2 separate regions of the Homo sapiens genome follow, and region 2 is linked to region 1. A link is an interaction called in ENCODE POLR2A ChIA-PET data of the cell type or tissue named here. Cell type or tissue: Panc1. All regions are shown on one strand. Links, peaks and the distances in the headings refer to the core of each region. The heading gives the core; the rest is flanking DNA.

The links. ChIA-PET counts read pairs that join two places held together with the same protein. Peaks named below come from ENCODE experiments on the same cell type or tissue, not always from the same donor. Only the 100,000 strongest peaks of a DNase experiment are listed, where the experiment ranks them.
Region 2: POLR2A ChIA-PET joins it to region 1 with 8 read pairs; 2 of 35 experiments call an interaction of 5 or more read pairs at or near these places.

What each region holds. Positions count from the first base shown.
Region 1 is chr17:69,166,930-69,182,603 of GRCh38, reverse strand. It overlaps ABCA10 (ATP binding cassette subfamily A member 10), which reads left to right. Exons shown (of 39, transcript NM_001377321.1): 22 at 314-451; 23 at 7,091-7,198; 24 at 7,827-7,997; 25 at 8,210-8,323. Among named protein-coding and RNA genes, the nearest start is that of ABCA6, 33 kb to the right of the region's middle. RefSeq lists a silencer at 2,730-2,930. In Panc1, for the core only: no CTCF peak of the experiment used is centred there; DNase peaks (open chromatin) are centred at 6,803 and 7,123; H3K27ac peaks cover 2,123 bases.
Region 2 is chr17:68,712,464-68,728,137 of GRCh38, reverse strand. No RefSeq gene overlaps it. Among named protein-coding and RNA genes, the nearest start is that of LINC01482, 92 kb to the right of the region's middle. In Panc1, for the core only: no CTCF peak of the experiment used is centred there; no DNase peak of the experiment used is centred there.

The DNA of each region.
Region 1 (15,674 bases), core at 4,254-9,253:
ACTATAGGAAACTTAAGTATGTTTTCTAAATTGGCATCATATTAGAGGAGGCTTGAAACTTTCTTTGTCACATAAAATATAAATATTTGACATCTTTTCATGTTAGTAAATGTTAATCCATTTCATTTACAAAACAAGTCACTTGAATTACAAAAATAATGCATTCTTGTACCAATTCAAAGAAGGCAGAAGTGTCAAAGAAAAATTAATAGTCTCCTTCTCATTCTAATTCCACTCTGGTAATATACAAAGTATACAATAAATATATTTACTATAAGAATTTATAACTTATATTTGTGTACTTTTTTTCAAGGATTACAGATTTTCTGTTGCGTGTAATACCAAGAAATTGAATTGTTTTCCTGTTCTTATGGGAATTGTTAGCAATGCCCTTATGGGAATTTTTAACTTCACGGAGCTTATTCAAATGGAGAGCACTTCATTTTCTCGTGTAAGTAGAGTATTCGACTTATATAAGAGGCAACACAGCAGAGGGATAAAGGATGAGGGCTCTAGAGCCTACCATGTGAGTTCAAATCTTGTTTCTGCCACTTAACAGCAAGTTTCTTAGCTACTCCTTGCCTTTGTGTCTTCATCTGCAAAGTAGGGAGCGTAATAGTACCTACTTTATAGAATTATTGTGAAGATTAAATGAATTTACTGAGTACCTAGAACATAGCATGGCATACATATATATATATATTTACATATAAATATATATACACATTTAAATTTATTCAATAACTACTTCCTGAGTGTACTATTTTCTGGTACTTCTAGATGTTGAGAATACAGCATGAACAGAATAGACAAAAATCTCACCCATATGGAGCTTACGTTCCTATAAAGGAAAGAGGAAACATTCAAATACATGTTTGCTATTACTTATTCTGAAAGATCAAGAATCTTTCAAGTACTGTTATGTTTAGTCTAATTAAATTTTTAAAATTCAAAAGTTTTATGGAAAAATTTAAATATATAATTATTTACTTAGTAAATTAGATGTAACCTATCACTTCCTATCCCTTATCCTGATTTATTTTTTCCATTACATTTATTACCACTTGGTATGCTGTAGAGTTATGTTTTATGGCTGGCCTCACCCCTCTAGTTTAAAATCTTGTCTGATTAAGAATCACAGTCCAACACAGAACATTAGAAGAGCCAAGATCCAAAAGGACACTGCAAAATTTAAAATAAAAGAGAAAAAAATCATAGGACTGTTGAAAACTCATAATTTTGACTTTGGTTTACCATATACAACTTACTAGGTACTCAATGCGTATTTACTTAAATCAGTGAATGGATTTGGTTGGAAATGAAGAATATCAGAGATATCTTAAACCTAAATCCTTAATTTTATGTCAGAGTGTCAGATTTCCCTGGAGAGTTAGATGAATATAAGACATATACGCTGATTAATGCAAATGCAAAAGAGTGTGTATGTATGTATACACACCCACATATGTATATGTATATCTCCACCAAAGGGATTTATGATAAAATATGGTCCAATTCTAAAATTATGATTTTTTAACAGTTCTATTGTTCTTTGTCATTTAAAATTCTGCAGTGCTTTTTTTTGGTTTGGCTTCTTTATGTTTTATAACTTGGGGTGTGAAGTGCAATTTTTGATCAGATGCAATTTAGTTATTCTTTCTAAATTGTCAAATTCTTAACTGGTGTGTTTGATTATGATAGATAAAAAAGGGAAAAAATTATAGAAATCATGTGGATGTTAGCAAGAATATGCATAGTGGTTTTAGATAATGAAATTTTATTGGAAAATTGCATAATAAGAAATTAATACCATATAATGCAAACTCTAGTTTTCTGCGAATGAGATAGGGTGATTTAATTGTAAGTAGAGAAACTATCTAATATAAAACAATACAGTGTCTCTCTGGATGGTAATAGCAATGTGCTACCAGTTCAGAGCAAAAATAAGAAAAATATAATCAAAACTTAGTTCTGGTAATTTCTCAAGAGTGAGATCTAATATAATTTCATCTATTTCCCAGTACTTCCAGAGTTAATCATGCCTTTATTTACCCTTAATTGTTTACTTTTAATATAGAATCGATGTTGTCTTCCCTTTTTTTTTAATCAATCTCCTAACATCCTCCAGGACTTTTCAGCAGATGCTTTAATGCTTAAAGACCCTCCTAATTTATTTTTCAGTGGAACTGAGTTCAGACTCAGTTTGTCATTGTTTTTCAAATATGAACTTCTTGAAAGTAATAATTATACTTGACTTATTTCTAGCACAAAGGATGATGCATTGCACGGAGCAGAAGCTCTATAAATATTTGTTGAATGGATGAATGAGTGGGTAGACTGGATAACTGGTTATGCTGTGCACCGTTTGTTACCATTATGGCACAGCTTTCTCTTCTGCAAGATGGGAACTGCAAGCAGATAATCTGTAATAGTCCTGTCTTTAAAATTTTTTTATTTTAATACTTGCTTTTTCTACCTCATAAAGTAGACGTAACATTCAACTAAGATATTATTTTTAAAAGTGTTTAATGTATCGCACAACCATGAGCCATTATTATCATTACTGTGGAAGCATGTTACAGTTAGCCTTTGTCGGACAAACTCTTCATTACTGTAAAGACATAAAAATTATCTTGCAACTTTTAAGTAATATGATTTAAAGGGCTTTCGGATTTTTCAGAATTGAATGTATGCTGGGTTTACTGAGTGCAAACCACTGTAGTTCACCCTGCATTTAATAAAAAAGCTTTCTCTGTAGGGAAAATAGGTCTGGCTGAGCATGAGCCAGCTCTGGAGGAAGAAAGATGGTATTTGGGGTTTTCCCCTCAATGGTAGCAGGAAGCTTGCCAGGGCCTCTGGGTGTTGCTAAAGAGAATTCCGTAGAGAATATCAAGATAAAGAAATTCTGCTCATGCAGAAAGTAGCATGGGTTGACCTCCTTATCACCTGCAGTCTGATAGAGGGTACCTTTCCTTTTGACTGTTCTGCTTCTTCCTTCCTCCTTTCTTTTCCCCAGTGTTTTGGGGAATGTTATGTTAATCCTTAGGTGGAGTAAATAGAAATGGAGCTGAGGAAAGAAGTTACTCTTGAGGCTTTTGCTTCAGATGCAGTATGACACACATTTATCTTTTCCAGGTAGCCTTTCACCCTGCACAGAGCTGAATGGGTCTCATGTGGCCAGTGGGCCCCAGAGGGACCCATCAGTTACCTGAGTTTAGTTTCTGAATCTGCTTACTAAGATTATTACTCATGAACTCACAGAATATTTGTCTTAGCATATTACCTCCAGACATCAAATACATTCGTTGTTGATTGCTCCAACATGTTAGGTAGGTCTCTTACATGGGGTTCTATTTTTCCCTTTTGACGAGGTTCAGATAGAGGTTTTTTTTTTGTTTGTTTTGTTTTTTTGTTTTTTTTTGAGATGGAGTTTTGCTCTTGTCACCCAAGCTGGAGTGCAATGGTGTGATCTCGGCTCACTGCAACCTCCGCCTCCTGGGTTCAACAGATAGAGCTCTTTAATCTACTTTTTTGCTAAACCGAATCAGAAAACAGAGGAGATGATGCATAGATACATAACCTTCTTCTCTTGCAATGTATATAAATCTAGACAAAATTAATGTTCGGAAGGCTTGTCAAGGAAGCAATTTGGATATTAAATTGTCTCCTGTGGATCCAGGGAAGGTGAGTTCTCTCTTAGTCCCTCATGAATAACTTTTAAAATATTCAAATGGAAATTGTGTTTCTTTAGGAAAGTTAAGAATTTCAGTCTTTTTCTAGTTGTTGCATTTTCACCAGAAACAGGTATTTTCTTTTTAAAGAAAACAATAATTATTCATTCTTTTACTCATGCATAACCAAACAAAATGATCAATTATAGTAAGAATAGGGATTAGTATAGTATATTTTACTGCTCACCCATTGTGGAGGATAATTTATTTTTATTTTCAGTCACAATTTCCCTTTTACTCAGATTTAATAACATCCTTTCTCAGGGACACCTCAAATCTTGGGGCTGATTTATATGCCAGCAGAAGTCATAGACCAGAGGTGCTTCCACTTTAACATACACTAGTATCACCTGCTGGGCTTGTTAAAACAGATTACTGGACACCATCCCCAGAGATTCTGATTTAGTAGATCAGATGTGAGGTCTGAGAACTTGCATTTCCAGTAAGTACCGGGTGACGTTGATGCTGCTGGTCTGGGACCACACTTAGAGAACCACTAGCATAGAAGAGTCACTATCTCCACAATTCTGTGAGGCTCACTTGCGTCTAGATTTGGCTGTACATTGCCTCTGATTGCTGAAGGTGTCTTCTAAAGCTGTCATGACTTCTCTTAATAACCTCATTTTCCCACTATTTTAAAATTATGCCCTTTTTGTTTCTTATTATCCTTCTAGACTTTGAAATGTGTACTTCACTAAGCTACGTGTCATCTGTTCCTTAGCTACTTGTTGGTTCTTGCCTGATATTGCTTCCTGGTCTGTTTTAAATTCTAGTGCTTTCATCTTAAAAACAACTATTCTTAGTTATTGAGCACCTCCCATATAGCAAATGCTACATGTAGCAAATAAAAATATTATTATTTCACTATATATATATATAACATATATATATATATATATTTTTTTTTTTTTTTTTTTGAAATGGAGTCTCATTCTGTCACCCAGGCTGGCATGCAGTGGCAAGATCTCAGCTCACTGCAACCTCCACCTCCTGGGTTCAAGTGATTCTCCTGCCTCAGCCTCCCAAGTAGCTGGAATTACAGGCATGCACCACCATACCCGGCTAATTTTTTTGTATTTTTAGTAGAGATGGGGTTTCACCACGTTGGCCAGGCTGGTCTCAAACTCCTGACCTCAGGTGATCCACCCGCCTCAGCCTCTCAAAGTGCTGGGATTACAGGTGTGAGCCACCACATCTGGCCTCACTATACATTATTTAATTTAGTTCTCACTAATGCCTCTGAAGTTGATATACTTAAGTTATAAATAGAAATATACTAAGGAACGTAATTGGACATTCACAAGTCAAGTTCTAATATGGCATTGGAATCCCAATGGTGAAGGATTCAAATGCCTATATTAGAACTCTGCCTAATAATGACTTTCACTGGTTAGCTCTGACCTTCTGTGTATCTGGACCCCCTGATCCTCCTACCATATATTAATATTCAAATGCCAGTCAAGGACCAACAGAAGCTAACAAAAGTGTCTGGACCAGCATACAGGAAGAGGAATAAGTGACAAAAGAAAAACTCATGTGAATTTCATAGAATAGTAGCATTAAATGGCAGATTGAAAGAAGTATAAAAAAGAGGTATGCATGTAAGAAGACAATTTTGTAGCTTAGGAAATTGAAACAGTCACAAAACTACTGATAGAAATGGGGAAGTTGAAAAGGAAAGTTTATTTGGAGGAGATGCTAGTATTAGTTTTTGACTTAGTATATTAGATAAAGCAGAGTATACCCAAGTAGATACTTTCTGTAGAATATTTTAAAAGCAAGGAACCCAGAGAAGTAGATGGAGATAATGCATACTTTGGGAATCATTAGGATGAAGTTGAGGATATGCAGAAGAGAGATGGGGGAGCAAAGAAAAGCAGAGATTTAGGGTAGCAAAATTAAGCAGTACACCCAAGTAGAGAGTGCAGGATATAAAGGAGAAAAAAGGTATCTCTTTAGTTGGACCCAAACTGCTTGTACACTCTAAGTACAGTAGTCCCCCTTTATCTATGATTTTGCTTTCTGCGGTTTCAGTTACCCTTGGTCAACCATGGTTGAAAAATATTAAATAGAAAATTCTAGAAATAATTTATCAGTTTTAAATTGCACACTGTTCTGAGTAGCATGATGAAGTCTTGTCCGATTCTTAGAGAGGAAAACAGATATGTGCATCAACCAATGACATTGGCCCATTTAATATTAAGCAACAGGATCAACAACATGGGTAATATCCTTTCCCAGGGGTGATACTGGGAAGCAGGGATATGGAGTCATAAGTGTTACCCTTCCCTTACACTGATGATTGTGCATTTATTTAGCCCCTGGTAATCTGGTTCTTCCCACATCTTTACTAATACTCTTAGAACAACCTTTTCATTGCTTCTTTTTTGCCCTTCCACCTGCACCTGCATTTATGACAAAAACTTACCTTTTCTGCACTCCTTTTCTTTAGATTTTTTTTGTCATAATAATAATAAATTACAGTGTCTTGAAAAAAACTTAAAGACCCCTCAATGCCTTGACAATTGTTTAATTTAAACAATTTTAGAAGTCAAATTATGTAGGCAGGGAAGATTTGCTCTCTTCTAATTGTATCTTGCACGTAGTTAGGCATAATGCCTAAGCATAAGTCCAGCTTCACAACAATCACTATTAGAGGCCAACTTGGAAATAGGGAACTGGAACAAATGACAACTTAACTCAGTGCTTCAGATATGATAACTGTAGCTCCCTAAAATATCAGATGTAAATGTAAAAGAGAAACTGCTCATGCCCTCTAAGTACAATAGTCCCCCTTCACAGTGATTTTGCTTTCTGATGTTTCAGTTACCTTTGGTCAACTGTAGTTCTAAAATATTAAACGGAAAATTCCAGAAATAAATAATTCATATGTTTTAAATTGCATGCTGTTCTGAGTAGCATGATGAAATCTTGCCCTGTCCTGCTTCCCACCCAGGAAGTGAATCATCCCTTTGTTTGGTGTGTCCACACTGTATATGTTACCCATTAGTCACTTAGTAGCCATTTCAGTTATCAGATTAAAAAAACATATTATGTATAGGGTTTGGTACTATCCAGGTTTCAGGCATCCACTTGGAGTCTTGGAATATATCCCCTGTGGAAACGGGAGACTACCGTATATACATATAAAATTGAGATTTTGAATTTCTTTTATATCATGCTGTTCCTGGGAATGGAACCTGCCACTAAGGTTAACAAAACATGTTTGCTTGTCTCTTTGCTTCTTAAATCAGGTGAATGCTTCTAGAGTTTTTCTTTATTTCCTGGAAACGTATCTTATAATGTTTGTATAATTTGTAACAATTGCAACAGCTTACTGATGTGTTTTCATCTTTCAGGATGACATAGTGCTGGATCTTGGTTTTATAGATGGGTCCATATTTTTGTTGTTGATCACAAACTGCGTTTCTCCTTTTATCGGCATGAGCAGCATCAGCGATTATAAAGTAAGAGGGAGAGAGAGGAAATTAGATTGAGATTGATTTTATTTGACTGTAGTAATTGCAATTTTATTGTTTTATACACACACAGTTGTACTTTGGTTAATGTTTTTACACATACATTACAATCTAATATCAGTATAGATTATAGTAAACACATGATTTCAAAGAGGTCAGAAAGTTTACCATTTAGCACAATAAAATTGCCACAGCTGTAAGGGAAATCATGCTAAATAAACTTCAGGGATGAAGATGTGGTACTGTTTGATCCATGCAGTTATTTCACAGTTCCAAAGGGAATTTAGATTTTTAACTATAGCATGAAATGTCAGACATACAGTGTTTCCAATTATTTAACTACGCTTTAATAAACTGGGCTTTAAAAATATATAGTGTAGTCATCTTCATTAATCTGTATCAATGGGTAAATTAACTTTAAAAATAGCTGAGACTTTTCTGTTGAACCAATAACTACACATTTCCATTGGAGATGCTAGATTTTTAGGAGGATGCTTTTTGTCACACAGACACTATAACATACTATTTCTAAAATTTATTAAACAATTTTTTTTACATAACCACAAAATCTTTTCAAACTAAGATCCCTTCCTCTATCCCTTCTATTCTTTGTCAGAAAAATGTTCAATCCCAGTTATGGATTTCAGGCCTCTGGCCTTCAGCATACTGGTGTGGACAGGCTCTGGTGGACATTCCATTATACTTCTTGATTCTCTTTTCAATACATTTAATTTACTACTTCATATTTCTGGGATTCCAGCTTTCATGGGAACTCATGTTTGTTTTGGTAAGTGATCATTTTTTCCACAAGCCAATTATAATAGTAGAATCAAAATGAAAATTCATTTTCATGAATGTTTTGTCATTAGCAAAAGGCATGTAATATGCAAGAAAATAAGAAAATTGCCTTAGGCAGCTTTATGACCTGATTATCTCCCCTCCTCTTTCCCTCTATGACCTGCCATTTCTAATCTTGCCATTGATCCTCATTATTTGCAGGTGGTATGCATAATTGGTTGTGCAGTTTCTCTTATATTCCTCACATATGTGCTTTCATTCATCTTTCGCAAGTGGAGAAAAAATAATGGCTTTTGGTCTTTTGGCTTTTTTATTGTAAGTATATATACATGCGTGCACATTTATATTAAATTTCCTTGAAGTTTTTTTAAATGCAAATTTAAGTATAAATACTTTGCTTAGAAGAGAATGGAGGGTTTTTTGTTTGTTTTTCTTTTGTACTTTCATTATTGTTGTACCATGTTTATGGGTTCAGAATGTTTTGTTCATTTTATTTCCTTTATTTCCCATTTGTTCTTTGAGGTTTCTTTTTTAGAACTCTGTTTCTTTGGAAAGAAGTAAAATATATGTAGGAACCATGGCATGTAACAGCTGAAAGACTAGATCATTCAGGACATTTCTTCATTTTACAGAGTGGGAAAAACTGAAAAGAATCAGACTTAAACGCAGGCCTCTCAACTCAGTGATGTTTTTCTCTTAAATAATTCTCCTTCCTTAAAAAACAAACAAACAACAAGCATGATAGGGGGCTATATAGATGAATAAAATAAATAAGAAACTGTTTTCTTAATAAATAATTTACTTATTACTTCAGGCATATGCTACTGCATCTCCTTCCCTATCACTAGCTGATATCTTAAGCAGTTACTATAGCTTTCTGACCATTTCAAACATTAAAACAGTCCAATTTTGTTAAGTAAGATTCACTTAAAGAACTAAAAAAAATCTAAAAGGTTGGTCAAGTCCAAATCATAACTTTCTTAAGCAATGTAAAACTCTCTCCCCAGGCTCATCTTAGGCACGCCCTTAGTTTGGGGATCAGCGGTGAGAAAGAGAGCAAGGTCTACACTTTGACTCTCTCTTTTTTTCTTCTTCTTCTTCTGGATTTTCCTTTCTCTTTCTGTGGACAGGGTGAAGGGATTAGGGTAAAAGGACCAAAGTTTTACTTCACTGGAGCTGTTACAGTTACATTGGTTGGCCTTTGTGAGTAGTATTTAAAAGTTGGATTTAGTATAAGCAGGAATATCACAAACACAACCAGTTGGAGAATTCAGTATGTCAGCAGAAATCCTAAAGGCTACTAAATTGCTTCTAAGCTTCCAAATCGCATCCCTGTGACAGCTAATCACATAATTCCTTGGGCCAGTTTTATCAATGGTTGTACTACAATGGTCAAATATCATAACCAAGGGTAATGTCTTCTTAACCATCGGCATTAGTCATTGATCTTTATTTTTTTCTCTTCTAATTCCATTGTAAAGGTAGGCTTGTCAGTTTCACTTTTTAATTTAATCCAATTTTGCTTTGTATAGTTTGAAACTATTTTGTTTGGTGCATTGAAGTCTGGAATGATTATACACCAGCCCTATTTATTCTTATGGTTTTTGGCCATAAAGTCAAATGTGTCTCATATTAATATAGGTACACCAGATTTCTTTTGTTCAGTATTTGCTTGATAAATCTTTTTTGCCACTTGTGTTTACTTTTAACTTTTATTGTTCTTATGCTTTAATGCCTGTCTCTTGTAAAAGAAATATAGTTGGATTTTATTTGTTTTTTAATTCAGACTTAACCTGCTTTTAATTTAATGAGTTTATTGTGATTTTTGATATTCTTGAAGTTACACTATTTTACTTTTTGCTTTGTGTATGTGATTTCTCTTTTTTCTTCCCTTTTTTGTTTGTTTGAATTTGTTTTTATTCCATATTTTTCTTTTTTTTGGTTTGAAAGTCATAATCTATATTTTATTACTTTGTATTAATTTGCTAGGGCTGCCATAATAAAGTACTACAGACTGGGAGGCTTAAGGAACAGAATTATTTTCTCACAATTCTAGAGGTCAGAAGTCCACGGTCAAGCTATTGGCAAGGTTGATTTCTTCTGAGGCCTCTCCCATTGGCTTATAGAGGGCCATCTTCTTCCAGGTCTTCTCATGGTCTTCCCTTTGGACGCGTCTGTGTCCTAATCTCCCCTTCTTATAAGGACAATAGTCACATTGGGTTAGGGACTCCTGCAATGGCATCCTTTAAACTTAATTACCCATTTAGAGACTATTTCTAAATATAGTCATGTTCTGAGCTACTGGGGGTTAAAATTTAAACATATATATTTTGGGGAGGCAAAATTCAGCCCATAACACCCCTGAAAAATTTTTTATGTGCTAAACTTAACAAAGCCTAAAGTTAATAAATATCTTAATTACTTCCAACACCATATTTTGAGGATTTTATTATTAATAATTTCTTACCCTACTTACATGCTATTGTCTAGTGTTTTGGTTTTCTTTTTTTAATCCCTCAAATAAGCATTTTTATTAACATTTTAAGAACTTAAAAAAGATTTGTGTACATTTTAAATCAATCTATTTGTTCACTATTCATACTTGGATTTTAGTCTTTTTTTCCTCCCTTTTGAGATCAATCTTTTTTTTTTTTTTTTTTTGGCTTCCCAAAATGCATCATTTATATATTCCTTTAACAGGTCAGTTAGCTATAAACTCTCGTAGTTTAAAAAAAATCTTTTTTCACCCTCATTCTTAAAACATAATTTAGCTGCTTATGCATTTCTAGGTTGACAGTCATTTTCTCTTATCACTTTGAAAATTCACTCTCTTGTTGCTTACATTTTAACTGTTCAGATGTCTGCTATCAGTCAGTTGCTATCCTTTGCAGAGGCTCTCTCATTGACTAACCTTCTCTGACTTTAGCTTTCATTACAATGTTTCTAGGTGTGATTTTCTATTTATCTTTATTTTTGTATAAATTGGGATGCCTGGAATTCATTTCTGTCTTCAGTTTAGGAAAATTCTCAGCCAATACCACTTCAGATATTGCCTGTCTGACTTAAAGTCTCTACTGAGATAATATTAGCTTTTCATACTATTCTCTACATCTGTTAGCATTTCATTCAAATTTTCCATGTCCTTGTCCTTGCTGCCTTCTGGGGAAGCTTCAGACGTTTCTTCCAATTCACTTGTTTTAAATTCATCTGCATCTAAATTATTTTTACTCATTGACTACTTAAAATTTCAATTTTGTTTTCCAAAACTCTTTTTGGTTCTATTTAAAATATGCTTAGTTATTTCTCCTAATCTTTTGTTACTTGTTATTGTTCTATATTTCATATTTGATTTATTTCAACATTTCATTGAAAACAACATTTCTACTTGTCGTTTGACAATTCTAGTCTCAAAAGTCATCTAGTGCTTATTGCCTTATATGTTTGATAAGTTTTTGTCGGGGAGAGGAGCTCATACTTGGTTGACCTTAAAGTGTGGAACTCCGAAGACTCTGTATTAGGGATGTTTTCATCCCCAAAAGATTTTCACTTACTTTTGTGAGACATGCAGTGTAGAATCCATCTACGATTGTACAAGCCAACTTAGAGTATCATGCCTCAATATGGGATTTACAAGGAATTCCCATCAAGAGGGTTTCATTTTAGTCTCTTAAAGGTCTTTGCAGGGAATGACTTTAAAGAGAACCCAAATCATATCTTCCTAACTCATGGGCTGATATGGGGACTTGTCCTCAGCCCAAGCAGATTTTGTGTTTACTTAATGGTCCAAGGTGGGTTTCAGGCTTTGTTTTTGTCCTTGAAGAATTTCCTCACTTTTTTTTTTTCCCTTGAAACTAGCAGTGTATGTAAGGGACAGTTGTTTCAATTTCCCAAAATTTAATTGTACAGTATGGGTAAGACCCTTTAGGGTATCTGTTACATCATATCTCTACATACAGATGTCTACAACTAACTTTGAGACTGCAGTTTTATAAAGCAGTGAATGCAGAATACAGTTTGTAGCAGATGGAAGAATAAATATAGAATGCAGAAGCAGAAACAGGAAGTGTTTAATTACTCCTTACAAGGCATTGTTGTTGCTATCATTGCTTGCCAGAAGGAATGGTTAATGGAAGACTTCTTTTTTTTTTTTTTTTTTTTGATGAGTAAAACAATATAGATGTGGTAATTAGTGTAGTAAGAAGACAAAAAGGAATGGAATAAAGGTGAAAGAAGCAAGATGGTCAAAGATACATTCTTCACTTGCATTGTTAGATTTACAAAATGTAACGTAATTTTTTTTTTTTTTTTGAGACGGAATCTCACTCTGTTGCCCAGGCTGGAGTGCAGTGGGGCGATCTTGGCTCACTGCAACCTTCACCTCGCGGGTTCAAGTGATTCTCCTGCCTCAGCTTCCTGAGTAGCTGGGACTACAGGTGTGCGCCACCATGCCCAGCTAAATTTTTTATTTTTAATAAAGACAGAGTTTCACCATCTTGGCCAGGCTGGTCTTGAACTCCTGACCTCAGGTGACCCGCCTACCTTGGCCTCCCAAAGTGTTAGGATTACAGGATTGAACCACCGTGCCCGGCCAGAAAATCCAACTTAATTTTTATAGAATACTGAAGATATATTGCTATATATTTTGTTAGAGCAATACCTTTAATAATTACAAATACTATGGCCACGAAATCTTTGAGGAGATTCTGAAGTATACACAATGTTTATAAAATAAGCTGATGAAACCCTGAGCTTATTTCAGTTTATATTGTTTATTCCTTCAGAAAATTTTTCTTGTACATACGGAAGAAACACTGTTTATATGCCTTTTTGATACGTATCATATTTATATATCCACTTGTCCATATCATTATCTCACTGCTTTGCAGTGCTACCTTTGTTATCAATCAAGACTATTCCTGGCCTTTCTGATTTCTTCCATTAATCTGTTTTTCTATTTGTACATCAATACCATGCTGTCTCAATTATGGTAGCTTTATTTGAGAGAGCAAACCTTCCCACCTTGTTCTTTTTTAAGTATCTTGGCTGTTTTTGATTCTTTGCATTTGCGTGCACTTTTTAGAATCTTCTTGTCAAATTCCACAAGAAGTGATATTAATTGGGATTGCATTGAATCTATAAATTACTTTGGGGGAGAAATGATATCTTTACATAGTGAATCTTCCAGTTCACAAATGTCTGCTTCTCTGTTTTAGGCTTTTAGAAACATCTGTTTTGTATATATAAGTTCATGGTATCCAGTACATTATATATTGACTTGATGTATGGACAGTTGACTGATACAATATCCCTTAGGAAAGTATAATGATTAAGAATTTTGGCTCTAGAGTTAGATAGCCCCAGGTTTTAATCCTCAGTGGTCTGGCACTTAGTAGCTATAAGAAATTGAACACATTATTTCAGTTCTTTTGAGGTTCAGTTATTTAAACATCAGAATATATGTATAATAACAGTAGTACTTTCTAGTGTTTTAGGATTGAGATTTTAAAAGAGCATAAACTATTATAGTGCTGGTAAACTGCTCATTAAAATATCTGATAAATAGTAAATGTTCATGAAGTACTCAATAGGAATTATTATCCTCTTCTTCTGTATTAGTCTGTTTTCACACTGCTGATAAAGATATACCCAAGATTACAAAGAGGCTTAATGGAGAACTCACAGTTCCATGTGGCTGGGGAAGCCTCACAATCATGGCAGAAGGCAAGGAGGATCAAGTCACATCTTACATGGATGGCAGTAGGCAAAGAGAGAGCTTGTGCAGGGCAACTCCTGTTTTGAAAACCATCAGATCTTGTTGGTCCCATCCACTATCATGAGAACAGCACAGGAAAGACCTGCCATCATAACTCAGTCATCTCCCACTGGGTCCCTTCCACAACACATGGGAATTATGGGAGCTACAAGATGAGATTTGGTTGGGAGACAGAGCCAAACCGTGTAATCTTCCTTTTCTTCCTCCAATTTTATTCCTGTAACTACAGTAACTATTTAACAAAGTGTTTTGTATCAACTGCACTGTTAATATGCATATTTTTTGATTATTTGGTGAATAAAAACAGAGAAATAGAAATCCTCCTTATTGTTTGCCCTTCCCAATATTTATTCATTCATTCATATTGATTGTATCTTCCTATGTGCCAGATACTTTGCTTGGGATATAACCATGAACAAAGCAAATTTTCTGCAATCAGAGGACTTAAATTCAATGGAATATAAAAGAGAATGATTCCTGTTCAAATCAAAATATATTTGACCCTTGAACAACGTCGGAGTAAGAGGCACCAACCCCCTACCCTCATGCAATTGAAAATTCATGTGTAACTTTTGACTCTCTAAAACTTAACTACTCATAGCCTATTGTTGACTGAAATCTTACTGATAACATAGTTGCTTAACGTGTATTTTGTATATATATATTATATACTGTATTCTCACAATAAAGTAAGCTAGAGAAAAGAAAATGTTATTAAGAAAGTCATAAGAAAGATATATTTACTATTCATTAAGTAGAGGTGGATTATCATTCTTGGTCTTCATTCTTGTTGTCTTCATATTAAGTAGGCCAAGAAGGAAGAGAAGGTAGAGCAGGAGTTGGTCTTGCTGTCTTAGGGGTGTCAGAGGTGAAAGAGGTGGAAGAGGTGGAAGGGGAGGCGGGAGAGACAGACACACATGGTGTAACTTTACAGAAATATATTATAATTTCTGTCTTACTTTTTGCTTTTTTATTTCTCCAAAAATATCTCCATATAGCTCCAATCCTTTTCCCTCTGTTTGCTTTTGTTTCAGTGCCTGTATCATAGAAGATTCCATGTCATAAAATAAGTCAAAAGGAGCCTTGAATAATCAGAATCCTTCTTTCAGATTGTCTAATGTCAATTCTTTTTCTGGCACTGCTTCTTCTACATCTTCTTTCTCATCATCTGGCAATGGAAACCCTCCTTTCCATCAAATTGTCTTGTGTTAATTTCTCTGGTGTGGTGTCTATTAGTTATTGAATTTCTCCAAGATCCAGGTCTTGAAACCCTTCACTCCCCACCCTATTTGCCCTGTCTACAATCTCTTTTTTATTTCTGTGTTTAGTTCTATTGTAAATCCTGTGAAGTCATGCACAACATCTGGACACAATTTTCTTCAGCAGCAATTTATTGTTTCATGCTTGATGGCTTTCACAGCTCTTTCTATAACAATGGCATCTCCAATGGTGGAATCCTTCCAGACTTTCATGATGTTCTCTCTATTGGGTTCTCTTCTATGATGTTGACAATCCTTTCCATAGAGTACTGTGTGTAATGAGCCTGAAAAGTTCTTATGACCCCTGATCTAGAGGTTGGATTAGAGATGTGTTTGGGAGCAAGCAGACCGCTTTGTTGCCGTCAGTGTTGAACTCACATGGTTCTGGGTTAGCAAGGGTGCTGTCCAGTAGCAAAATAACTTTAAAAGGCAGTTCCTTACTGGCAAGATACTTGCTGACTTTAGGGACAAAGCATCCATGGAACTAATCCAGAAAAAGGGTTCTCATTGTCCAGGCCTTCTTGTTGTATAACCAAAAGACTGGCAATTGGTGTTTATCTTTTCCCTTCAAGTCTTGAGTGTTATCAGCTTTTATAGATAATGGCAGTACTGATCATCAACCCAACTGCATTTG
Region 2 (15,674 bases), core at 4,973-9,972, 460 kb after region 1:
GGGTTTTTATAGTTTCACGTTTTACATTTAAGTCTTTAATACATCTTGAGTTGATTTTTGTATGTGATGTAAGGTAGGGGTCCAGTTTCAATCTTCTGCATATGGCTAGCCAGTTATCCCAGCACCATTTATTGAATGGGGCCATTGCTTGTTTTTGTCAGCTGTGTCAAAGATCAGATGATAGTAGGTGTGTGGCCTTATTCCTGGGCTCTCTATTCTGTTCCATTGGTCTGTTTGTTTCTGTACCAGTACCATGCTGTTTTGGTTACGGTAGCCCTGTAGCATAGTTTGAAGTTGAGTAACATGATGCCTCCAGCTTTGTTCTTTTTGCTTAGAATTGCCATTTCTATTTGAGCTCTTTTGCAGTTTCATGTGAATTTTAAAATAGCTTTTTTCTAGTTCTATAAAGAATGTCATTGGCAGTTTGTTAGAAATAGAATTAAATCTGTAAACGGCTTTGGGAAGTATGACCTTTTTAACAACACTGATTCCTCCTGTCCATAAGCATGAAATGTTTTCCATTTACTTGTGCCATCTCTGATTTTTTTGAGCAGTGTTTTGTAATTCTCATTATAGAGCTCTTTCACCTCCCTGGTTAGCTGTATTCTGAGATATTTTACTCTTTTCATAGGCAATTGTAAATGGGATTGTGCTCCTGATTTGGCTCTCAGCTGGGATGTTGCTAGTGTATAAGAACGCAATTGATTTTTGTTTGTCAATTTTGTATCCTGAACTTTTGCTGAAGTAGTTTATCAGATCAAGGAGCTTTTGGACAGAGACTATGGGGTTATGGGGTTTTCTTAGAGTGCAGTGGCCTGATCTCGGCTCACTGCAACCTCTGCCTCCTGGGTTCAAGCGATTCTCCTGCCTCAGCCTCCCAAGTAGCTGGGATTACAGGCATGCGCCCCACGCCTGGCTAATTTTGTATTTTTAGTAGAGACAGGGTTTCTCCATGTTGGTCAGGCTGGTCTCGAACTCCCGACCTCAGGTGATCTGCCCACCTCAGCCTCCCAAAGTGCTGGGATTACAGGCATGAGCTACCACACCCAGCCAGGGTTTTCTAGATATAGAATCATGTCATCTACAAACAGGGATAGTTCTACTTCCTCTCTTCCTATTTGGATGCCGTTTGTTTCCTTCTCTTGCCTAATTGCTCTGGCCAGGACTTCCAATACTATGTTGAATAGGAGTGGTGAGACAGGGCATCCTTGTCTTGTGCTGGTTTTCAAGGGGAATGCTTCCAGCTTTTGCCCATTCGGTACGATGTTGGCTGTGGGTTTGTCAGAGATGGCTCTTATTACTTTGAAGTATGTTTCTTCAGTGCCTAGTTTATTGAGGGGTTTTGTTTGTTTGTTTGTTTTAACATGAATGGATGTTGAATTTTATCGAAGTCCTTTTCTGCATGGCCCAAACCTTCTTATTACTGCTGACCCCTATACTCCAGAGCTCTGACAACATTCCACCTACTTTTCAAGGCCCAGCTGAGATTTGCCCCACCCAGGAAACTTAGCCTTCTATTTCTTTCCTCATCAGAATTTATCCTCCTCTCCCCCTAAAAGATGACATTTGTAATAATTTCACCACTGATGACTTGCATTCAGATAAGCTTCCTAACACAGATGAGAGGCACAAAGCCAGAGCTGGTAAGCTGGTTGGCACACATACATCACCACACCTTATGTCTCAGCTGAAATGAAGCAAGCACTCCTTATATAGATTCACAGGGGTATGGGGGACATGTGCATCAGGAAAAAAAATTTAAGTTGGAAACTACATATTTATGTGAGTTTCACACACATAAATAATGCTAGAAAAATTATGAAGGGTTATAGTCAAAATAACCCTGAATCCACTTAGATTTACTTTTCAATTTTTTTTTATTTTGTTTTGTTTTTATTTTTTTGAGACAGGGTCTCTCTTTGTTGCCCAGGCTGGAGCGCAGTAGTGCCATCTCATTTCATGCAGCCTCGATCTCCTGGGCTCAAGTGATCCTCCCAACTCAGCCTCCCAAGTAGCTCAGACTACAGATGCACACCACCATGCCTAGCTAATTTTTGAATTTTGTGTAGAGACGGGATTTCACCATGTTGCCCAGGCTGTTCTCCAACTCCTGAGCTCAAGTGATCCTCCCACCTCAGCCTCCCTAAGTGCTGGGATTACAGGCATGAGCCACCGCACCTAGCTAGATTTATTTTTATTAGTGCATTTTATTCAGCACTTTAACTATTATTTGTAACAAACTGCTGATGACATGTCTCACAACTGATAGAGCCCACCAGAATGTGTTAACAGCAAGGCTGAAAGCTGCTGAACTGATAATGCCTCCTCTTGCTTCAAAGGCTTTGGAAGGCACAGACTGTATCTTCTTTGCTTAAAGGTCTTAGCCCTGTGCTTCAGTCATAGGAGGAACTTATGAATTGTGAATGGTATTGACCCGAACTGACTTTACCAGACCTGAATGAGGGTTTAATCAGAAAAGCTCCCATAGTAGAAGAGAGAGCATTCTGAGGAATCCAGCAGTTGATAAACAAGCCTTTACTGCACTCCCTCGGGAAATGAAGCTCTGTAAGTAGGCACTCTAGATAATGGATGGTGGGGAACAAGCCTGTCCCCACCCTGTAAAGAGGGCGTATGGGAGACAAGACCAACAAATATGTAATCAGCATAAACACAACGAGAAAAATACAGTCATTCCAAGAGTATGTTGAGGGGGAAGAATGAATGGGTAAGGTGGGAGAAATGAACCACAAGATCACTGGAGAGAGAAGAGCCTGGTTGTTGTGTGTCTGGCTCAGCTAGTCATTAGCAACCTGAAAGCAGAGAAATCCCAGAAAGCAGTCTTCCAGGGGCCTCACACTGCCCATTCTCCACCAGTGCAAAGGGCTGGGATTAGCAAAGTCCTGCTCTGAACTTCATAAGGCTTTGTTTGGAGTGTGGAGCAGTCAGAGCCACTCAGTCCACTAGGGAAGGGTGACCCATCCTCACTGGGAACCCAGATGAGTCTTTTCCTGTATGGTTCTTTCTAGAGCATTCACGTGGTCACCAACACATGAGAATGGGAGGACAGCTCCACACAGAATGCGGCTTAGCTGTGGATGACTGTCCACCTCTTGATCCCTTTGCTACCACTAGTTTTGATGGAGACATCATTGTATGGAATGTGGAGACCCCATTGGCCTCTGCTGCTTCCAAAAGACACTACGTGTCCCTCTCAGAGAGAGATGCCAAATGACAAAAGAAGGTTGGAGATCCAAGCTGACTTCCTTTCAAGTTATATTAGTTGATGATTAGGTGAAAAAGAATCTTTCTGCTGATAGACTGGCTTCCCTGTGATCAAGTTGACCCTTTAACAACACAATTTTGAACAGTTTGGGGCCACTTATATGCAAATTTCCTTCTGCCTCTACCACCCTCGAGACAGCAACACCAACCCCTTCTCTTCCTTCTCCTTCTCCCCCTCCTCTGTCTACTCAACATGAAAATGACAAGGATGAAGACCTTTATGCTGATCCACTTCCACTTAATGAATAGTAAATATATTTTCTCTTCCTTAGGATTTATTGGTAACATTTTTTCTCTAGCTTACTTTATTGTAAAAACACAGTACATAATACATATAACATACACAATTTGTGTTGATTGTTTCTATTATCAGTAAGGCTTCTGGTCAACAGTAGACTACTGGTTAAGTTTTTGGAGAGTCAAAAGTTATACACAGAATTTTCTACTGTGCAAGAGTTAGCACCTCAACCCTCACATTATTCAAGAGTCAACTGTATATTCACTATTTGTATATAAATCTCAGGAAATATCCTTTTATATGAAAGGTTCTTATTAACATCTTCCTGCAATATCATTTTAATGAGCTGGGGAAATGAGCAGACTTGCTCTCCTATATTTGACTATCCCAAGAATTCTCAAGTGATACAACTTAGCAATATTTGTGCGGCCTCTAAAAAAACTGGAAAATCAGTTCTTAAAGAATTAAACCATTCCACTGAGCAGTTTTGCAAATATTCAGTTGCCTGTCTGCTGCAGAAAAGCAATTAGGTTAGTAGAAGAGTACTGCATGTACTTTTCTGCTTGTACTAGATCCTGGAGGATCTAGGACTGCTGTTTTTAAAAAACTTCACAAGCTAATTTTTATTTATTTATGACCTCTTATTTCCAGTATCATGCAAAGTGTTTTTATGAAGATCAGTCTTCACTACCACAGATTCATTACTTTTTGGTCCAAAACAATGGGATAGAGGAAAATATTCTAAATGTCCTGGACTTACTAATGACTTATGTTATTAGTAATGATAGTAGGTAAGTCTTATAATCTCTGGACGTTAATTTCTCCCACTTCAAGAATGGAGAACTAAAGTGTCCCATGCAGGATTGAGGAGATCAAATAAGAAAATGCGTATGAATCTCTTTTGTAAAGAATAAGATATACCAATGTTAATGACAGTGTTGCTGTTACTATTTTTACCCTCACTGTGATCACAGGGCATTGGCCACCAGATTCAAGAGTGTCATTAAAATCCACATTTAAGGATAAGCAAGATCCCACTCTTTTCATCAAAATGTAATAGTGTGGCATTTGACTATTTAGCTTTGATTCTCAGAAGTATAATTCATTGAAACTGAACTGGGCTGAAAGATTATTGGATAATCTATCGGCTACCCATGTTTTTATTTATGAGTATTTTCTCTGTGTCAAAGCAACTAACCTTTTCTTAATTCTTCTTTAAGGAATAAAAGTAAGTTTTAACCCATTTCTATGTTCATTTTTCCTTCTGACATCCTGTGAGGCTGGCAGTTTTTCATTTGTGTAGGATGGGCTCAGATCAGCCTGATTCAAAAAGAGTAAGAACATTATCCCAGAAGAAATAAGAGTAAAGCTGAAATGGTCTTATCCTTCCATATGATGGAGGCAGCCTACATAATCTGTCTAGTTCTATTTTTTATTTCACTCTAGAGCTAATAAAACACATTCAGTGATAATTCTGTTAGCAAGAGATAGTGCAAATAATGGCAATAAATCTGCAGGACAATTCAAGCTTCTAGAGCTTCTATGGATCATCTAAAAGAATCAAGTTAATATCTGAATGCATTAATATATGTGTGCCTGGCACATAGGATGCTTCACGAACTTGGTAGCTTTTAATATTGAGTGACAGCAGTTGCTTTTTGTTTGCTTTTTTAGACAGGGTCTTGCTCTGTCACCCAGTCTGGAGCACAGTGGCGCAAACACGGCTCACTGCAGCCTCGACCTCCTGGGCTCAAGCAATCCTCCCACCTCAGCCTCCCAAGACACTGGGATCAAACGTGTGTGCCAATTTGCCCTGCTGATTTTTTTTAATAGGCATGGGGTCTCCCTATGTTGCCCAGGCTGGCCTTGAACTCCTGGGCTCAAGTGATCCTCCCACCCTCAGCCTCTTAAAGTGCTGGAATTATAGGCATGAGCCACCACTCCCAGCCAACAGATCTTCATTTATGAGGTGGGACAATGCAGCACAACTAGGCCTGTCTTGTGTTTCTTACTCTAATTTTCATCTCCTTGATCCCATTCGGTAAAGTGGAAGCCCAATAACAGAAAGTACTTCTCAGGTCCCAACTTCACCTCCTGTCAAACTCTGGCATCCTTTAAAGTCCTGATGGCACCATCTAGGGGTCCCCAGGTAGTGTCTCCTGATGAAAGATAAACAAGTCTTGTCTTCTAAAAAGGACTTGCATCTCAGCCTTCCCACAAACAGACCCATCCAAGAAACCCTCCAAGACATCATTAAATGTCAGGGTAAATACAGTATCATTTGCCAAAATAAGACCGGGCTGACTTATCATAGTTTCCCCACAGGAGACAGCACAGCACCTAGAACCAAGATTTTGGAATCTGACAGACCCAGAATCAAATGCAGCCACAGCTATTTACTAAGTGTGACATTAAGTCATTTAACCTTTCTGATCCTTATGTTCCTTGTAAATGGGAGCTATTTGAAACCCACAATATATTTGGTCAATCTGTTGCTTCTGTACAAAATTTGTATTTTATCAAATACTTGTATGTAATTTATTAAGTGCTTAGCAAACGTCAACTCATTTAATTCTCCTACCAAGCCTATGGTGTAGGTACCATTTTTATCCACATGTTATAGACGAAGCCAGCAAGACACAAGAAGATAAAATAGGTCACAAGGTCACACAGAGTGTGGCAGAGGCGAAATTCAAACCCAGGTATTCTGGCTACTGAATCCTTATTTTTAACCATCATCCTAGCTAATCTTTAATAGCCAAACAAGGAAGTATTTTTTAAAACTTTTTCAGGGAATTAGTTTTTAAAATAAGAAAGTATTTTTTAAACCATGTTGTCATGGACATTTTCAAACACACAAAAGCAATGAGAATTCCTTGTGCATTGCATTTTCCTCTCATTGCAATAAAAAATATCTTTGTTATTCTTTTTGATCTTGCTCATATCATTGGCTAAATTACAGTACTTACCATAATTTACCTTTTGTCTCCTCACACAATCATAAAAGTAATCATGGTGAGTTCTTATATTTGTGCAGTACTTTCTTTCTTTCTTTTTTTTTTTTTCTTGAGATAGATTCTTGTCCTGTCACCCAGGCTAGAGTGCAATGGCGCGATCTCGGCTCAATGCAACCTCCACCTCCTGGGTTCAAGCAATTCTCCTGCCTCAGCCTCCCAAGTAGCTGGAATTAAAGATGCATGCCACCACTCCTGGCTAATACATATATATATATACATTTTGTATCTTTAGAGACAGGGTTTCATCATATTAGCCAGGCTGGTCTTGAACTCCTGACCTTGTGATCCACCCACCTCAGCCTCCCAAAGTGCTGGGATTAAAGGCGTGAGCCACTGTGCCCAGCCTTGTACAGTTCTTTCATAGTATTATTTTCTACATTACTTTGGAATGTTCACTAAGTACTTTTATTTTACTGTTTCATTGAATTCTCCAGCAATCTTCTAAGGCAGGCAGTGAACTTTCTATAACCCCATTTTGCAAATAGTCAAATGCAGCTCAGAGAGCTTAAGGAATTTTCTCAAGTTCACACACCTAACAAATGATGGAGTCTATTAAAATATCAATCTGATTTTTAAAGTTTTCAGCTCATTTATTCTCTGGACAACAATATATAGTGGAAAAATTAGTGAGTTCTGGAACTCAATGGACTTCAGCACAAATCCTCATTCTTCCTCTTAAAAGTATGACCTTACACAAGTAATTCTCTAAGCCGAAGACACTTTATCATTAAAATTGGCTAATACTACTTATATCACAGGTATTTGGAAAGATTATATTTTAAATTATTATAATATATAAAATATATTATAAATACATATAAAACACGTGCACATATAATGTGTGTAATCTAATATGTACATATGCATAAAATCTATACATACACATATGTAAGCATGTGTGTATGTGTATGTATAATCTAATACCACAGCTATCCCAAAGCAGATGCCCATTGAATGTAAGTTACTTTTTCCTGCTTCTAGATAGGATCAATCAGAAGAAACACCCTACTGATTGCTCAGTAGTCAGGTGCCCTACATCCAAATCTCCCCAAACTTTTTCAGCATTAGGATATTCACCAAAGACTCCTGGATGCTTTTTTTCTTTCCCAAAATTGCCTACTTCTTTGGTGCTCAGTTTCCCCATCAAACTGAAGATGTTCCAGTTTTATTGATTACATTACATTCATCTCTTTGGAAAAACTAAGCAAAGCCTCCATTATTTTATTTCAACCTGGGGGTCAGGTTGGAGGCTATATGTTATATTCTTATAGAAAGAATCATTTGTGTAAAATCAATTTTAAAAATGCATTACAAGGCTGGGCACGGTGGCTCATGCCTGTAATCCCAGCATTTTGGGAGGCCGGGGCAGGCGGATCATGAGGTCAAGAGATCGAGACCATCCTGACTAACACGGTGAAACCCCATCTACTAAAAAATGCAAAAAATTAGCTGGGCGTGGTGGCGGGTGCCTGTAGTCCCAGCTACTCGGGAGGCTGAGGCAGGAGAAAGGCGTGAACCCAGGAGGCGGAGCTTGCAGTGAGCTGAGATCACGCCACTGCACTCCAGCCTGGGTGACGGAGCAAGACTCTATCTCAAAAAAAAAAAAAAAAATGCATTACAAAAGTGGTCTTCCCACCCCTGAACTAAGCCTTCTCTATGTCAAATAAACATATCTGTGGCTTCATGTCTTCCTTCTATATTTATGAATAGTTTATTAAGAACATCATGGATGAATACTTTTTAGCTGAAAAATATTAGACTTTAACAGGAAGGCACAATTTGTCTTTTGTGACTGGATATGTCAGCTAGCCTGTTTCTTTACTCATATGTTTGCATTTAAACTCTCCTAAATCAGTAGAAACATAAGTGACTTTTAAAGAAGAAATTCAAGAAAAGCGGTTCTTTTCACTTGTTCCATTACAAAATGAAACTTCCCTGCTTAGAACTAGATGGCATAATGCCTGGTACGGAATTGGCACTGAATATACTTTTGTTGAATGACTAAATGAATGAATGAGATCATCTAAGTATCTTACTGAAGCATATGAATTATGACACTTTCCAGAAATCTGCTTTTTGATTCTTTTCCATATATATGTGAAGTAGTTTCAATTAGAGCTAATAGTTTCTTCAAGTATTAATATTTTGAAAACCTATTTTAATGAATAGTGATAATATTTAGTGAATATATTGATCATATTATACAATAAATCTCTCAGACACACACTGTTGCTCTCTCTTTCTTTCCTAAAATAAAAAACATGAAGGTAAATATCAGGTTTTCTCCTTCTAAATAATTACAACTTCTGAATTAGTGAATTAAGTGAGGTTGTATTGTATCTAACTTTAATACTTTATGTTTAAATTGGAATCCATTTTCATACTGAGATATGAAAAACATATGGTTGCCAACTTTGTAGTACCAGCCCCTGGGCAGGGTGCATCGCTTTGCCAAGCGAATGCTGAACTCACATAGACCAATCCTCAGCTGTTCCACTGGTTGAGCAATTGCAGCTCCTTAAGGCTTTTCTCAAAAGGCCTTCTTTTCTCCCTTTTTAGCTTAGTGTTCAGTGGAAAAATTCTTGTTTCTCTAGCATCATCCTACCCTTTCCTCCCTAAAGAAGGCTGCAGTCCTGATAAGCTCCCATTCAGGGTCCCTCCACTGATGGAGTGTCTCTGAGGAGAGAAAGAAGTATGACAATACATAGTTCACAGTAACTATGGCCTCAAGGCACAGGGGTACACTGGGGGGTGGGAGGAGACTTGGGTGGCCTTTATATCTAGAATGGTGAATTTGGAATCAAGAAATCAATAGTCCAGGTCTGGTTCTATCATTAACTGTGAGATCCTCCTCTTCTGTATTTAAGAAAAAAAACATCAAAACTCAGTGTTTTAAATAACCTCAAATATCATCCAATCTGACTCAGAGGGAATCACCACTTCCCAGTGCAATAGGCTTAGATTTTTTGGTTGAAATCTCCTGTTTTCACAGTCTCTTGCAGACAAAAATGGAAGTAAAATGATGTGAACCAGACCTGGCTTAGTTATTATTTCACTGTTTGGAACCTCTGTGCCCTGTATCAGAGTAGCATGTCTTTATTTTGGTCTTCTGTAAAAGATTGAGATTCTTGATGGGAAGTTTCAGTAGTTTTTTTTTTTTTTTTTTAGATGGAGTCTCGCTCTGTCACCCAGGCTGGAGTGCAGTGGTGCCATCTCGGCTCACTGCAAGCTCCGCCTCCCGGGTTCATGCCATTCTCCTGCCTCAGCCTCCCAAGTAGCTGGGACTACAGGTGCCCACCACTAAGCCCGGCTAATTTTTTTTGTATTTTTAGTAGAGACGGGGTTTCACCGTGTTAGCCAGGATGGTCTCGATCAGCTGACCTCATGATCCGCCCACCTCAGCCCCTCAAAGTGCTGGGATTACAGGTGTGAGCCACCATACCCGGCCTCAATAGATGTTTTTTTCCATCTCCAACGTTTTATGATTCTGTATCCTTTGGATACTGAGGATTGTTCATTATTGGTAACTTCAATAAGCCAAAGCTAACCCCACAGCTAACACTGATACATAAAAATTCTATGTATCCTCTTTTCACCCACCCTGCTACTGTAAAATACAATAAAACCTCAAATAAAAAAATCAGGTAAGCTTATGAAATGGCTAATAAATACAGGAAATATTTTATCATAATTTTTAAAAAATCATAATGAAACTACATCAGCATCAAAGTTAAACTCTTATAAAGAGAATATTAATAATAAATACATCAATTATTAAATTAATAATATTTGTTATTTTTAAACTACCAAGTACTGAATATTTATTGTGAGTCAAACTCATAGTAAATAGAAAAAATAATAATAATATGCCAGACATTAGTCCAAATAGAATTTAATCAGAAGAAAGATATGTGGATTACATTTTTTAAATACTGATCAAAATAAAGATGCTCTAACCATATAAATTGGCAGATGAAATAGACTTTAAAGTAAAAACATTATCACACAATATGTCAGAAAAATATTACAAACCTGAACCAACAAACATGAGCAACATAGCTCCAAAATATTACATCAAACTGTAAGAAATTCCTAATAGTTGACCACTTTTTGCCCTACAAAAGCAACAACTCATATAAAGTAAAGGTCAATAAAATTATGGTATATTGAATTTCTTAGAGTGTAATTTTTAATACTTAATTATTACAGACTGATCGATCAAGTGATCAAAAAATTAATGATGTTGGTGAGTTAAACAGCAGGAGTAAGACATTTGGTCAAATTCACATATTTAGAACTTTATGTCAACTCTTAAATAATCTGAATTCTTTTCAATTTTCCAGAGAATATTTTCAAAAACTGAGCACATACCAGACCATAAAGGACATTTCAATAAATATTAAGGAATTGATTGATAAAACATGCAGACTATATTCTCCAACACAATGCAATGAGAACTCAATTTCAAAGAAAAAAACAAAAATACTTTTGTGTGTTCAGAAACTGAAAGAAATATGGTTCTAAATTATTCATGACTCACAAAGGAAATTATAAAAGAAATTAGAAATAATGTCAGTCCAGCTTATCACGATCTGATTTTCGTATTTGATTTGGTCAGCATGACTTAAAATCTGGTAATGCTGCCAAAGCTAATGTAGTGGGCTTCAGGAACAACAAAAAGAAAATTGCTTGTTTATTTCACCCATTTGTCCATAGCTTTTGCCTCTAGGTTTGATTCAGTCTTTTCTCTATTTTTTTTTCTCCAGGGTTTATCTAAGTGTCACCCCCTTCAAAGCTGAAAAATACACAGGAACATCATCAACGGTGCTTAGTACTTCTCATGTGGCCCCATGATCATCATGTTTGAGATACTTCTGCAAGAAGCTCCAAACAGTGAACTACTGAGAGAACACTTGTGGGAATATTTGCAGAGACAAACAAATGTCATCTTAAAATACCAGCTACTGTAACTTACCCACAACAAGTAGGCTTCTTGGTCTGTATTAACCCTGTAGGTACTATTGTTGAAATAGGCATCTCCCCTACTCAGGAATGTGGGCAAATCTGATCATGCCTCTTTAAGGTTCTAATTTGACAGAAGCACGTGAATAAGCAATCATTTAGAAGAGTATATGCCTCCAAATCAGAGCAATACAAATAAGAGCAGGGAAAGCTATTTCACTTCACTGCTCATTTCCCAAGTATCCAAGTAAAACACTTCCTTAAAGTGTCACATGCATTAAAACACAAAGGAGAAAAACAGGCAGAGGTAAGCAAAGTTTAAATCTGTAAATCTGTTCTTTAAGACTCCAATTAATAAAAACTCAGGGATTCTACTTGGAATATCCTACCCATAACATCATAATGTCAATAATCCAACAGTCAAGAGCCCCAGAATCAGGGTCTAGAATGCCAGATGAAGAATAGAGAGGAATCCCCGTGAATCCTGGGGTTTTGTATAATGGCAAACACTAAGAAGTAAGATAGAAAGAGTGAAATCCTATTGACACTGTTGAGTCTGGACACCATCCTAAAAATGTCCTGTTTCACTAATTGGAAGGGCATCCAAGTAAGGAGAAGCTTGATGCCATATGACAACATCAGGTACTCAGCTCATTTCTCTCTCTCTTTCTCTCTCTTTTCCTTTACGTCACCAAGGACAAACTCAGGATGTTGACAGGACAGACTTTTGTAGGCAAACGGTTTGGCCAATCTCTCACCAGTATATTAACCACATGGGCAAAGAAAATATTTTTTCAAAATGGATGTTTTTGCTTTAGGGTGGAGGGATATGATATTTTTCTTTCTATCTTAATTTCCTTCCATGTTTATGTTTAAAATTACTTAGTAAGTAAAAGTAATGGTTATGTTAGATAAAATTCATTCACCACCCTTAATATGACTCAGTGACTCAAAGACAAAGTTCCAGAGCAAAGGGTCAATCTTGTGAGAGAGGTCATGCAGAATTTACAAAACAAAATTTATACAGAACACTCAGAAGTATAAAAAAGATGAAGTTCATTATTGTTTATAATTACTCACTTACTCTGAAGCTACCTTTCCTCCTGCTGGCAGAGAAAAATTCAAATTAATTAAATTAATTTTAATTAAGGGCAACTGACTTTGTTCCTGTTTAAAACATTTCACTTTGGGATTAACTCAGCTTCATTTGGGTAAATTGCCCAGGAAATTCAAAGACTGCTTCCCTCCTCTCTTAAGGGGTCACTTTGCCCATATCTTCTTCCCAAGGTGATATCTGGGGGCAGAGAAAAGCTGGCATATAGTCCTTGGAGTCCTGAGTCTTCAGCTACACGCTGGTTTTGTCCCTGAATGTCCTTGGCTGGTGTTTACTTAGGTGTGGCCAATTTCACTGTCCTTTATGGGCATCCGCTGGCATCTGCTGCTGATGTCCAAGGTCTCTGGGTCCCTCAAATCACCAGCCCTCTATGGTTTGTGGCCTCTTGCTTCTTAGCCCTGAAGTCTATACCAAGACAACATTGTTCTCAGCACCTTGGTGTCCTCTCCCTGGGGCAGACAGGAACTCTGGGCCATAAGGAACCCTCTACCCTGGAAGAGGGATGGTGGAAGTTTCACCACTTCCCTACCACAGTAGTCACAGGGGGGACACGGGGGACAAGTCAAGATGTGTTGACTCTCCCTCAAGCTATCTGGGCTTTCTGTGAGGGTTTCCAATGCCTCATCACACCCTGCCCCAATTTTGCTTAAGTAAGGTGGGGTTGGGGAGGAAACAGTCATTTCTCAGTGACCAAGCTGCGGTACACATCCTGGTTGTGCCCTCTCAAAATCTCCCTTCCTTCTCCAGGGCAATGGTTTCTATTTTCTCTTCCTGTCTGGTGGAAATTTCCCACAAGTCATTTCTCCTGCCTGCTCTCCACTTGTGGCTTTGATCCTCTGTGACCTAGCCTGGCTTTCTATATGTTAATGGAAACCTCCAAGAATTTTAAAAACTTTTTTCTCTCTCCATGAAGCCTGATTTCTAGGACCATTACCTTGCTGTAGATTCAAAATATTGTCTTGAGATTGGAACCTTAAAATTAACTCCTTTTCTTTGATTTTTACTTTATTCTTTTTTTTTTTTTTTTTTTTTTTAAGACAGAATTTCATTCTGTCACCCAGGCCAGAGTGCAGTGGTGCAATCTTGGCTCACTACAACTTCCACCTCCCAGGTTCAAGCGATTCTCCTGCCTCAGCTTCCCGAGTAGCTGGGATTACCTGTCACCATGTACTGCTAATTTAGTATTTTTAGTAGAGACGGTGCTTCAGCATGTTGGCCAGACTGGTCTTGAACTCCTGACCTCAAGTGATCCACCCACCTCGGCCTCTCAAAGTGCTGGGATTACAGGCATGAGCCACCATGCCCAGCCACAATTCTAATTTTTTTTTCAAGGCAATGGAAGCTACATCAGCTGATGATTTACTCCAAGTAGGATAAGTAGAAATTGTTTTGATAAAAAAGATTGTCTACAAAAGGTTCAAAGACATATGAGAGCACTGCAAGAAACGTGACAGAGCCTCAGGGCTAGTGAGAGTGTCATCATTACCACCCCAGGTCCAGGACCTCATGGTCTGACGGAAGGGTTACCAAACTCAGAAGGAGAGAATATTTGAAGGGAAGTAGTAATCTTCAGTGAGGGTCTCAGCAGGCTCAATGCAATGCCTTAGGGAAGAAGCTAGACAGGGGAATAAATAGTGACACCATTATCCTCTACTGATATAATCCAAACAAGTCAGCGTGGAATAGGGTGAAGGGTGGATGTGACAGCAGAAGATTCTCTGTCAAATGCTTTTCCCTAAGAGGAGAATATAGAGAAGACCAACTACAAGAAAGTAGGAAAAAAGAAAAATTCACTGTATTTTTCAAAAATATTATGTCCCTATAACAAATGTGTGTGTTATCCACAGTTTAATTTCTGTCGGTGTCCACTTAGGTATGTATTTCAATTAGATACCCATTAATTTGCAAAGCTGCCTAATAATGACCATAATAATAGCTAACCCTGAGTTCTTTCTCTCCACCAAGCACTGTGAAAAAAACTTTTTAATTGAGGTTTTTTAATCCTCAAAAGAAACTTTTGGGATAAGCGTTAATGATTATCATCTTCATTTTACAGACGGGATAACTGAGACTAAAAGAGTGAAAGTGTTTGTCCAATCACATGAGCTGGTCAGTAGTCAATATAAGAGGTAACACTAGGTTATCTCTAAGATAGAGCACTAGGAAGAAACAGTGGAGAGAACTGGAAAGAGCCTGCCCTTCTAAGTTACAGCTGATGGTCATGATCTGGAATGCAGGGGGTCTTGTGTTGCCAGATCTGGTTTTTCAAAAGAAGCTTGTCATCCACATTGCATAGGAAAGGTCTCCATTTTTTTAACTTAACTGGTCAATTTGAATTTTTAACACAATTTGAAAAATAAGTGAGTTAAACACACCAGGAGCTTCCCTTTTGCAACATTTGCTAGACTGTATCAGAGAAGCCCTACCCCATCACTCCGGTGCCCTCTTACCATGGTTTTAGTGCTTGTCAACAGCCCTTACAGGGCTACAAACCAAGAAGGTATATTTCCTGTCAAACTGACACCATTATATTTGTATATTCAATGATAATAGCATGACAGACTATTTGTGGTAACCAGCATGAAATAAGTATCATCTAAGAACTTTACATATGTCATATTATTTACTCTTCACAACAACCCAGCCATTTACATATGTATAATTATCCATACTTTACCGACGAAAACACTGGGTTCAAAGACATTAAGTCACAAGCCTAAAGTTGCAAAATAGAAAACAGCAGAACTAAGGACTGAACTCAGGGCTCTCTGACTCCAAAACTTAAGCCTTTTCTATACCAACAGTAGAGGAGTCTCCCCTGCACCATTCTGAGATTCTACACACACAAAGCAGAAACCTGCAGGGTCAATCTCCTCTTCCAGGTCTGGTACCAATGCTAACATCAAAGTAATGTATTTTGCTTTGCAGACTGTTCACTAACCAACCAAATATTATGGTTTCGAAAAGCACCATGGACCCCTTTTGAACACCAAACAGAAAGAGATAAGCAAAGAGTGGGACAGCTTGTACTTGGAAATGGGCAGGCAGGTAGAAAAACAAG